Linked DNA regions of Homo sapiens: region 2 is linked to region 1. The links are chromatin contacts, found by Hi-C or POLR2A ChIA-PET in ENCODE. All regions are on one chromosome and are shown on one strand. The core of a region is the stretch at or near the end of the contact, and the rest is flanking DNA. Distances in the headings are between cores, read along the strand shown. Region 1 holds the start of MTFR1L (mitochondrial fission regulator 1 like). Region 2 overlaps LDLRAP1 (low density lipoprotein receptor adaptor protein 1).

What was found. A loop is a pair of places that touch in the nucleus more often than their neighbours do. ChIA-PET counts read pairs that join two places held with the same protein, here RNA polymerase II (POLR2A). Pooled maps may share reads with other maps.
Region 2: a loop to region 1 is called in a map of CD8-positive, alpha-beta T cell, with 2.6 times the contacts of the local background. The contact joins the enhancer-like site here to the promoter of MTFR1L in region 1. A Hi-C loop is called at or near these places in 3 of 168 maps with a recorded cell type or tissue (CD4-positive, alpha-beta memory T cell, CD8-positive, alpha-beta T cell and OCI-LY7) and 6 of 50 pooled maps. POLR2A ChIA-PET finds 5 or more read pairs at or near these places in 14 of 52 experiments (CD4-positive, alpha-beta T cell, CD4-positive, alpha-beta memory T cell, CD8-positive, alpha-beta T cell and 9 more).

Annotation. Positions count from the first base shown.
Region 1 is chr1:25,817,967-25,822,484 of GRCh38, forward strand. It overlaps MTFR1L (mitochondrial fission regulator 1 like), which reads left to right and starts at 1,988. Exons shown (of 7, transcript NM_001099625.2): 1 at 1,988-2,063. LOC646471 (a long non-coding RNA gene) reads right to left here. Exons shown (of 1, transcript NR_024498.1): 1 at 1,988-4,518. SELENON (selenoprotein N) reads left to right here. Exons shown (of 12, transcript NM_206926.2): 12 at 1-255. RefSeq lists enhancers at 31-531, 2,174-2,313, 2,694-2,783 and silencers at 1,774-1,963, 2,414-2,583.
Region 2 is chr1:25,559,368-25,563,885 of GRCh38, forward strand. It overlaps LDLRAP1 (low density lipoprotein receptor adaptor protein 1), which reads left to right. Exons shown (of 9, transcript NM_015627.3): 5 at 3,277-3,349; 6 at 3,703-3,786; 7 at 4,294-4,424. Among named protein-coding and RNA genes, the nearest start is that of LDLRAP1, 18 kb to the left of the region's middle. RefSeq lists an enhancer at 3,877-4,504. Within about 2 kb of position 3,269, at least 16 of the 41 ENCODE cell types and tissues checked have a DNase peak (open chromatin) inside an H3K27ac peak, as active enhancers do; they include CD4-positive, alpha-beta T cell, CD8-positive, alpha-beta T cell and OCI-LY7, where a contact is called at or near this core.

The sequences.
Region 1 (4,518 bases), core at 738-3,237:
ACAGGTGACGGGGGCAGCCCATGCGAGCCCTTCTCCTGCTGCTCTGGGAGGGCCAGTTCCACATTGAGCCAGCCTGGTCCCATGGAAAATGATGGCCTGGGCTTTCTGAGGCCTTATCTGATGCCTCTGCAGTTCATGTCCCCCACCAGGCCTCGAGGCTCAGGGTGGGAGAGGGCCCCGGGCTGCCCTGTCACTCCTCTAACACTTCCCTCCCCTGTCCCCAACATGCCCTGTAATAAAATTAGAGAAGACTAACTAGAGTGGTTCTAAGTGCTTTTCCTTTGAGTGGCATGTTGCTCAGCTCCGTCCTTCCATGGGGTGGCTCCCTCTTGGGGCAGAGTTGAGCTGGAATGCTTTCAGGTACTATCTTACCTATCGAAGGCTTGAGTGACTTGCCCAAAATAAGTTTTACGATAGAACAAGTGGTAGGACTTACTGTTTTGAGAATCTGGTGCTCTCTGTTGAGAGAGATCTGGGAGTTAAAATCATTGTCTTAAAAGCAGAGCCTGAGACAGGCATGAAGTGTTTTTTTGTTTGTTTGTTTTGTTTGTTTGGTGGGGCTGGGGGGGAGTGTACTTCCAGAAAAACCAGTAAAAGAAGGAAGGAAGCAGAAGAGGGAAAGGAAAAATGCTGAGCAGGAACAGTCTCAGCCCAGCCTTGGCCTGACCCACAGTGGAAGAGCTGTGGGGCATAAACCACACTGCAGAGCTGAACTGGCCTTTTGGACCTTTTATCAGTCATTGGCTTGGGAGGTGAAGGAAATTCCCAGGTAGGGAGCTCCGTTCTTCCTGCAAGGGGATCTGAGTGGGACACCAAATCAGCATCTACACCCAGGACAGACAGCCAGCGTGGACTTGCATGATCCGCCATCGCACAGGAGGGAAAGGTAATGATTAAAACACAATGTGCCATCCTGGGAAGAGGGCCAGACCTGGAAGTCAATCTTCAGCGTTTGAGATATGGTGGAGATCAGGGTGGACGACCTCTGAGGTCTCTAGCCAGGACCAGTCACATAATTTGCACAGCCCCGTGCAAAATGAAAACACAAGAACCCCTATTAGAAAATCATTTCAAGACGGCAACAGCAAAGTACTAAACCAAGTACAGGATTCTGAGCATGCGGCCCGTTGTGACTGCATGGGCTGTTCACCCATGAAACCAGCTCTGTCTCTGGCAGAGGGGACTGCAGGCTTTGGAACCAAGGAACTCCAGCCTGGGAGCCAGGCACAGCCCGAGGCTGTGCTGAAGGCAGAGAAGGAAATGTGACCCAGGAACTGCATGCCACAGACCAAGACAGTGAGGGCTGGAGCACAAAGAGGGAGTGGGTTAGTGAGCCTGGAAGGAATGTGGCTCTTCCCACAGAGCCTCTGGAGTCTTGTACATCAAGTACCCATCTAATAAGCAAACTCATTGAATATACCGTGTGTGTGTGTGTGTGTGTGTGTGTGTGTGTGTGTGTGTGTGAGAGAGAGAGAGAGAGGCTAAAATAGAAGAAAGCTGCAAAGTGCTGGAGGGCAGGAGTCAAGAGGAGAAAGAGGCCCATTCTGCGCATTCTTGCTGGAGAGAGGCTTTGCAAAGGGACCTGCCTGGGAACCAAGAACTGGGAAGGGGGCCAGGGTGAGGATTCTGAAGTTTGCCCTAGGGGTAGGAGCATATTTTAGGGGTCGAGCGACACACCCCTGGGCTTCCAGAAGTCGGATGGGGCTAAACGTGGAGAGCAACAAGCAGGGAGACGCGACGAATACCAGGCCGAGGGATCTCCAAACGCAGCCAACTCCTCCCGGGGACACAGACCCCGCGGGGGCACGGTCTCGATGGAGGGGAGTGTGCTCCGCGGTATCGGAGCCTACAGCCGCCAGCGCCTCGCCCACTCGGGGGCCGCGCTCCCCTCGCCACCGAGCTGGACCCGCCTCCTGAGGGTGCGCGGAGGTGCGCCTCGGTGCGCAGCTGCGGAGGATCGCTTCCGGGGGGCGGGTCAGCGGAAGTGAGGGCGGTTGAGGCTGGGCGGCCCAAGGTGGAAGGAGGGGCCGTGAGGTGAGAGAGTCCGGGAGCCCGAGCTTGAGGTGAGAAAGGTTCTAGGGAGGCGCGGAGGCGGGAGCGCGACCTTCCAGCCCGTTAGTAGACTGGGTCTACGTGCCGGGCGCTGTGCGGAGCCCGCAGCTCCTGTTCCCGCGCGAGTTCTCGCGGGAGCCGCAGCTGTCCGTCTCACTTGGCCCGGGGGAAACTGAGTCCCCGAAGGGTAGTTGCTCGTCGGAGTTCCCCAGCAAACAGTGACCAAGCCAGACCTCAGGCTTCTAGTTTCGGCTTCGCTGCTTGACGGGCCGGGCTGCCCCGCCGCGCATTCTGAGACCTGGCCGCGGCTCGGAGGCTTCCGCGCACTCGGGTCCGGGTCCTGTGGGTCCAAGGGCCGCTGGGCAGGCGGCGAGCACTTGGCCGACCTTGGCCCAGGTCGGGTCGTCTGCCGCGGGGGAGGGGCGACTCGCCCTGGCGGGTCCCCGCGGGGAGAGGGTCCGCGCGGGTCTCCGGCCACTGCTGCGCGCGGCAAAGTTTCACTGAGCGCGGCGGCCTCCGTGGGGGCCCCCGGGACCAGGGGTGCTGAGCAGGGCCCTGCGCTGGAGGAGCTCCCGTTCTCCTGAGGGGACGCCTGTCAGCAGACAGCAACTGCAGCCTCCGGAGGGCTGCGGGGCGCAGAGGTGACAAGACCCACCGGTGCTGCCGGCGAACCGGGGGAAGATCTTCTAGCCAGTGACACTTGGGGGCGGGGGTGACAGCTGAGTTGGTGTTCCCCTTCATTCGTTTAGTTCAGCGCGTTGAAGCGCTCACTGTGTCCTAGGCAGACACCGTGCTGTGCGCGGGGATCACAGTTATCTAGTTCCTCTCGCGAGGACTCCGAGGGACAGGCAGGGTGCTGCGGAGCGCACAGGAAAGGACCTGACCCTGTCGCAGGGAAGGAAGGTGATGCTTAAGCTGAGCTCTGAGGAATGATGAAGAATGAGCTCGGCGAAGGGGGTGCTGGTGTTTGATGCAGGGCTCAGAGGTGGGCCCAGTGTTGGGGGTTGAGGGCCAGTGTGGCTGGAGGGCAAGGGGGAGAGCAGGAGGGCTGGCTGCGAAGCGTGCAGGCCTTGGTGCTCAGTGAATGTGGTCTAGAGACGGCAGAGAAAGATGGGTTTGGGACTGATTGTGGATTTTATCCTGTGTTGGCTCTAGTAAGCCAGTTTTAAACGGATGAGCGATGTGATTAACTGTGTTTGGGAAGGATTCCTCTGGCTGTGTGTGAGGGTTAGGCCCGGCTGGGTCTTTGGAGGTAAGGTCGGAGAGGAAGTGGCAGTAAGCACCGTTAGTGCAATTTGTGGCCGACACGGACATTCAGCACAGAGCCTGGCACACAGAGGGACTCTGATAATAAAGGCTTGAACTGAGCCGAGAAGATGGAGCCCACGCAGGAGGTGGCAGGACCTGGACCAGGCTTTGGGTGCTTTGCACTGGCATGACCACTGAGTGACCTTAGACAAGTGCCTTCCCCTGTCCAACTTCCTTTCCCCATGTGTATCGTGAAGTGAATGACACCTCGTCTCCCAAGGGTAGAAGAGGGGACCCTCCACAGGAGGTCTCCAGAAAGAGCTGCTTTGTCAGTCTAGTCTATCTCCCATTCAGAGCCTGTCCAGGGCTCCCCAGTGACCCGGACCTCATGACTTGCCCCCTACTTTTGTAGCTTTATCATGCTCTGCTCCTCTTTCCATGTCCTTCACCTTCTTGTGCTGGACCTGTGCTCTTGCTGTTTTGTCTTCATTTCCTACTCCCTCGCAACTTACTACAGGGCACTAGGGCCAGAGCTCTGACCTCATCTGGCCACCTGCCTAATGCTACTCAGCCTTTGCTAGAAGTATGTATTCATGTCCTATCACTCTGCTGGACAGCGAGTTCCTTGAGAGCATGACTGTGTCTTACTCCTTCCATAGCCCCTACGGTGCCCAGCACAAGGCCTGGCACAAGTGGGTACTGTTGGTGTTTGATGAACAAGTGAATGAACGAGCACACTGATTGCATCTGCTCACCATGCAAGGACTGCTGTGAAGAGCAGTCAGATGTCACCTCACCCATCTGTGTCATGTTTTAACAGTTCATTAAGCACTCAACCCCATTTCACTCATTGACCCTTAAGGTAGCCTCCAGTGGCAGCTTTTCCTGTCTCCTTTTTCCAGATGGAAAAACCAACATTCAGAAAAGTTAAATAACTTGCCTGTAGCTACAAAGCCAGAAGGTGGCTGAGCCAGGATAAACTTTTTTGGCTCTTTTTCTCTGTAGCTCATGAGACTGAGATTGGCATGAGCTGGTGTTCGTTCTCCTATTTTCTCTGATCTCTCCCTTTGCAAGGGCCCAGCAGTGCTTTTACATCTCATCTTCAAGAATGAATCCTGGGCTTGGATAGTACTTATAATTTGGCTAGATGAGCTTTGTAGCTACCAAGGATTCTATTTGCATCTTTAGAAGTTTTGCCTCAAGAAACCTGAGAGCCCA
Region 2 (4,518 bases), core at 2,019-4,518, 260 kb before region 1:
ACCTGGCCTGTGGTCAGAGAACTTCACACAGACTTGAGTGAAATCAGCCTACCCTCAGGCCATGAGGTCAGTTACGAGGAAAACAGAGCCAGGCCGCTGCTCAGCCACTGACTGCAGAGCCCTGACCAGGCAGCAGAAGGGCCCCTGCCAGACACCCAAACTCTTCATCTTTCTTAGTGTATTCTTCTCAGGTTGGGTTGATGGCTGGAGTGGTTTATCCATCTCCCTACCCTTTGCTACCTGGCCTCCCTGCTTCAGGGGCCCTGCGGAGCCCTCTCCAAGACAGCGCAGCCCAGCATGGTGTAAATACATCACCTGCTACCTCAAGGTCTTAGCCCAACCCAGGCTGACAGTGTGTTGGTGGCCTAGACATGTTGGAAATCCTAGATTCTTGGGCTAAGTGGAAGTGTTCTTGGGGGAGGCAGGAGATGGAATAGCTGCGTCAGCCTCCGCACCTGCTGGCAGCTCCGCCACAGAGGTTTGGCACCGTCTGTCCTGGCCTGAGCCATGGAGAAAACATCCAAGGCGGTAGAGAACAGCCCAGCATCAGTACCTGGAACCCAGGGGGGCTTAGTTCTGGGGTGGTAGTAAATCTCACTAACTTCCCTGAAGTTAGAGTCAGTGAGACTTCCCTGAGACAGACACCTTGAATGGGGCTTTGAAGGCTGAGGAGCCAGGAGGAGTTTGCCAGGCCGAGAGAAGGGGGTGGGGTGGTGGGTGGGGAGTGCACACCAGCATGGGATTAACACACGTGCAAACGCAGAGGGGCGAAGTGAAATGGTTCCCCTGGGGTGGGTGGTGAGGCAGCTTCCGTTTGCAGTGGGCCTTGAATCAGGATGTTGAGGGCCTTGAATCAGGATGTTGAGGGCCTTGAATCGGGATGTTGACAAAACGTCAGTCATTGTGGCTGGGGGCCTCCACATCCCTACTCTTCCTGGCTGGGCTGCCGGAATGAGTTCATGACCCATTGAGGTTGGGGGAGAAAGGCTCCTTTCTACATCACCCACCAGTCCGTTCAACTCTGGGGCAGCACAGCCACCCCAGGTCTCCCCTCCCTGGTGCTGCTGGGCACAGCCAGCATAGGGTTCCTCCAGGGAATCCCTTCCATCTGCCCAACCGGGAGGCCTCTGGGCTCCAAAGTGAAGGTGTCATGCAGGTGCTGGGCCTGGGCTGATGGTAAGCAAAGTGCTACCCCCATTTCCACCCAGGCAGCACGGGGCCAGGCTGCTCCCTCCCCCATGACCATTGGCATCTTGGAGTGATCCTTGTGCAAGGTTTTTGCTTCTGGGGCAGCAGGGCTGCTGGGGGGCATGTGGCTGTCTTGGTTTGAGTTTCTGGCCCCTTTTGAGCCATGAGCAGCCTGGTTCCTGGGAACAAGGAATGTGAAAAACTGGGCAAGGTAGCATCCACTCAGGATAATAAGGCAGACCCGAAGGCCAGAGGCAGTCAGGAGGGGTGGGCATCCCGCCTGGGCAGGCCTGAGCAGTCCCTCCACCTAATGCTGGTCCTCGGATCCCTGCAGCCACCCCAGGAAGCAGGGCCCACCCCACTCCCAGTCCCTGCCCAGCCTGGGCTTGCAGCTACCTGCACACATCCACCTCTTGGGTTGTATTCAGTTTAACTTACAGCTTGGGACTTCAGGGCAAAAAGGTAGGAATGTATGCAAGTGAACAATCAGATTTATGCAACTACAGTCTAAGCTTGTGTCTCCAGATTTCCAGCAGGCTTAAATAATGGCGTTTTCATATCCCTGCCACATTGGGTGTCCAGCCCTTGCTTGGGTGGATAGTGATCTGACTTGGGCTGGTAATTAGCCCATATTTTTAGTTCATGGGCAATTCTCAATGGTAACTGGGTCTATTAAACTTGATTCAGATATGACAGCTTAAATTGTAAACAGCTGCGAAGAGTTTCATACTTAATTACCATATTTAAGTTTTGCCATAAAGTGCCTGTACTTCCATCAAAAATGTAAATGTTGGAGACATTCAAATGAGGTTTTATACTTTCGTGAAGTGTAATTGGCACGGATCAGTCAGTTTGTTTAGGAATTTTAAATATTTTTTTAAAAGGAGTTTTAAAGGCAGTGGCCACAGGTCCATTTCTCAATTAAATTGAGTTGTCTGGGGGAGGGCAGGGAGCGGGGCTGAGGCTGGTGAGGCCTGAACTTGTAGACTTGAAAGAGGCTGGTGCTTTCTTCTCTCAGCCAGGGCTTCAGAAGGAAGCTAGATGTTTCCGGCTATAGCTACGAACTCTGGGACTTCCACTCCCAGAAGCTGAGCTGATTAACCCTGGACTGGAATGGCTGAGAGAGGAAGGTGTTGAGATGAATATGGGCTGGGGATAGGTCCTGGGTGGAATGAGGCCTGCACCTCAGGTGAATGTAATTCACCCAGCATTGTTGCCACCTCTGGGAGGCTTTGGCCTGCTCCCGAGGGCAGGGGTGTTCAGATTGATTCTTGCTTTTAGGGTGCACAAAGCTGGGGGAAACACAGGCAGGGGAGCCAGTGACACTTTCACATGCATAGTGCCAGAGGGAGGTGGGTGGGGCTCGAGGAGTCTGGGACTGGTGACAGGAGAGGTGGTGACATCTGAGTTGGGTTTGGAGGGGTGAGGGAGAGTTCCCCTGGGGTGAAGGGCCGAGGTGTGGCCCTTCCTTACAGGTGGGTTATAGCACTGACCGGTTTTGGTCCCCGGGCCTTCATTGACATCTTGCTCCTATCAGGAAATTGACAAGCCTTCTACTCTCTTTGTGGGATCCAGTTATGGTCCCAACCGGAACCTAACTTTCACCTCTCTGGCTGTGGCTCATTTGGGGCAATGGCTGGGCCCTTCCAATTCTGGCTTTTCTGTTCTCCAATTCCAAGGGCTAAGTCCACAGGTAATTAGGGAGGGTTTCTTGGAGGAAGTAAGCCTCACAGTTCATTGAATTCAGGGAAGCCCAAAGGGGAAGGAAAAGACCTGGAGAAGAACAGCCTTTGCAGGCAGGGGCCCTAGAGTGAGAGTGAGAACTTTGGTGGGGCCAGAGATAGTAAAGATGGGGACTCTACTGCCTCTGCGAGGCTATGGCCTTATGACACCCCAGGCTGCTTTGGAGACCTGGGAAGGGCCAGGACCCTGCTCTGCCCAGCAGGCATTCCAGAGCCTGGGATGGAGCTGCAGAAGCTGCAGGGAGGGAGCCAGGGGGCCTGGCCTGGAGGCCCCAGCCCTCCAGTGCAGACTTGCTCTGCCCTGGCTGACACTGCACCCCTCCCCATCCCCACTTCCTGTTTTCAGGCACAGGCTGTTACCCTCACCGTAGCCCAGGCCTTCAAAGTCGCCTTTGAGTTTTGGCAGGTGTCCAAGGAAGGTGAGACTTTGCATCTACATTGTGGGTGTGGTGGGAGGTGGGGAGACACATAAAGGCCCTGGGGTCAGACCTGGACCGACTTCCTGCCTCATCACCCACCTGGCTTGTGACTGTGAGCAGGTCCCTTCACCGCTCAGAGTCTCGGTTTTCCCATCTGAAAAATGGGAACAGCCGTCTCCCTCCCCAAAGGTGCTTGTGAGGATTAACTGACATCCGAAAGGTTTCTTTCCTCCCGGCTGGAAACCTGAAACTGCCCCTTGAGGTTGGCCACCGCTAATCACCCCTGCCCGGTGATTGCTGGGGACAGAGTGCTGGGGTCTGAGGCTCCAACATGTTGTGCCTTGGTCCTGCAGAGAAAGAGAAGAGGGACAAAGCCAGCCAAGAGGGAGGGGACGTCCTGGGGGCCCGCCAAGACTGCACCCCCTCCTTGAAGAGCTGTGAGTCCTGACGGGGAAGGGGGATTGGCCATGCGGTGTTGGGGTTGCGCTTCACCCAGGGGGGTCCCACTCCTGCCTGGGCTGGGAGAGCCTCTTGGTTTTTCACTTGTGTTTTGTTAAATAAATAATACACGTTCATTACAGATCAATTAGAAAATGTAGATAAGGGGAAGAAATAACTCATTTTAGTACATTTTCTTCTAGATATGTCCCTATGCAAATATATAAATATGCGTCTATCTTTCTATATACTTAACATAGTATTGTGTGGTTGCTTAAGAAAACTTAACTATTGTGAATACAAAAGTTTCAGTCTAAGCCATTAGTCAGGTTCTCACTCTGTGGGCAGCTGCGCATCTGCTGTGGGGAGGTGCCAGGGCCGGGCTCTGCTGGGAGGCCTGGGCAAGGCCACATCAGAGGGGAGGGTCAGGGCCAGGACAGCCCAGGGAGGGGGCCAGGAAGGAAGAGGCTGATCTCCCACTGACAACCTGACCGGATCCCTCACAGTGGTCGCCACTGGGAACCTGCTGGACTTAGAGGAGACAGCTAAGGCCCCGCTGTCCACGGTCAGCGCCAACACCACCAACATGGACGAGGTGCCGCGGCCACAAGCCTTGAGTGGCAGCAGTGTTGTCTGGGTGAGTGGTTGTGTGGCCAGCAGATCGGTGATCCTCAGCCTGACCTCTGGGTGAGCCTGGGGCTGCTCCAGGGACCAGGCCCTGGGACCCGTGA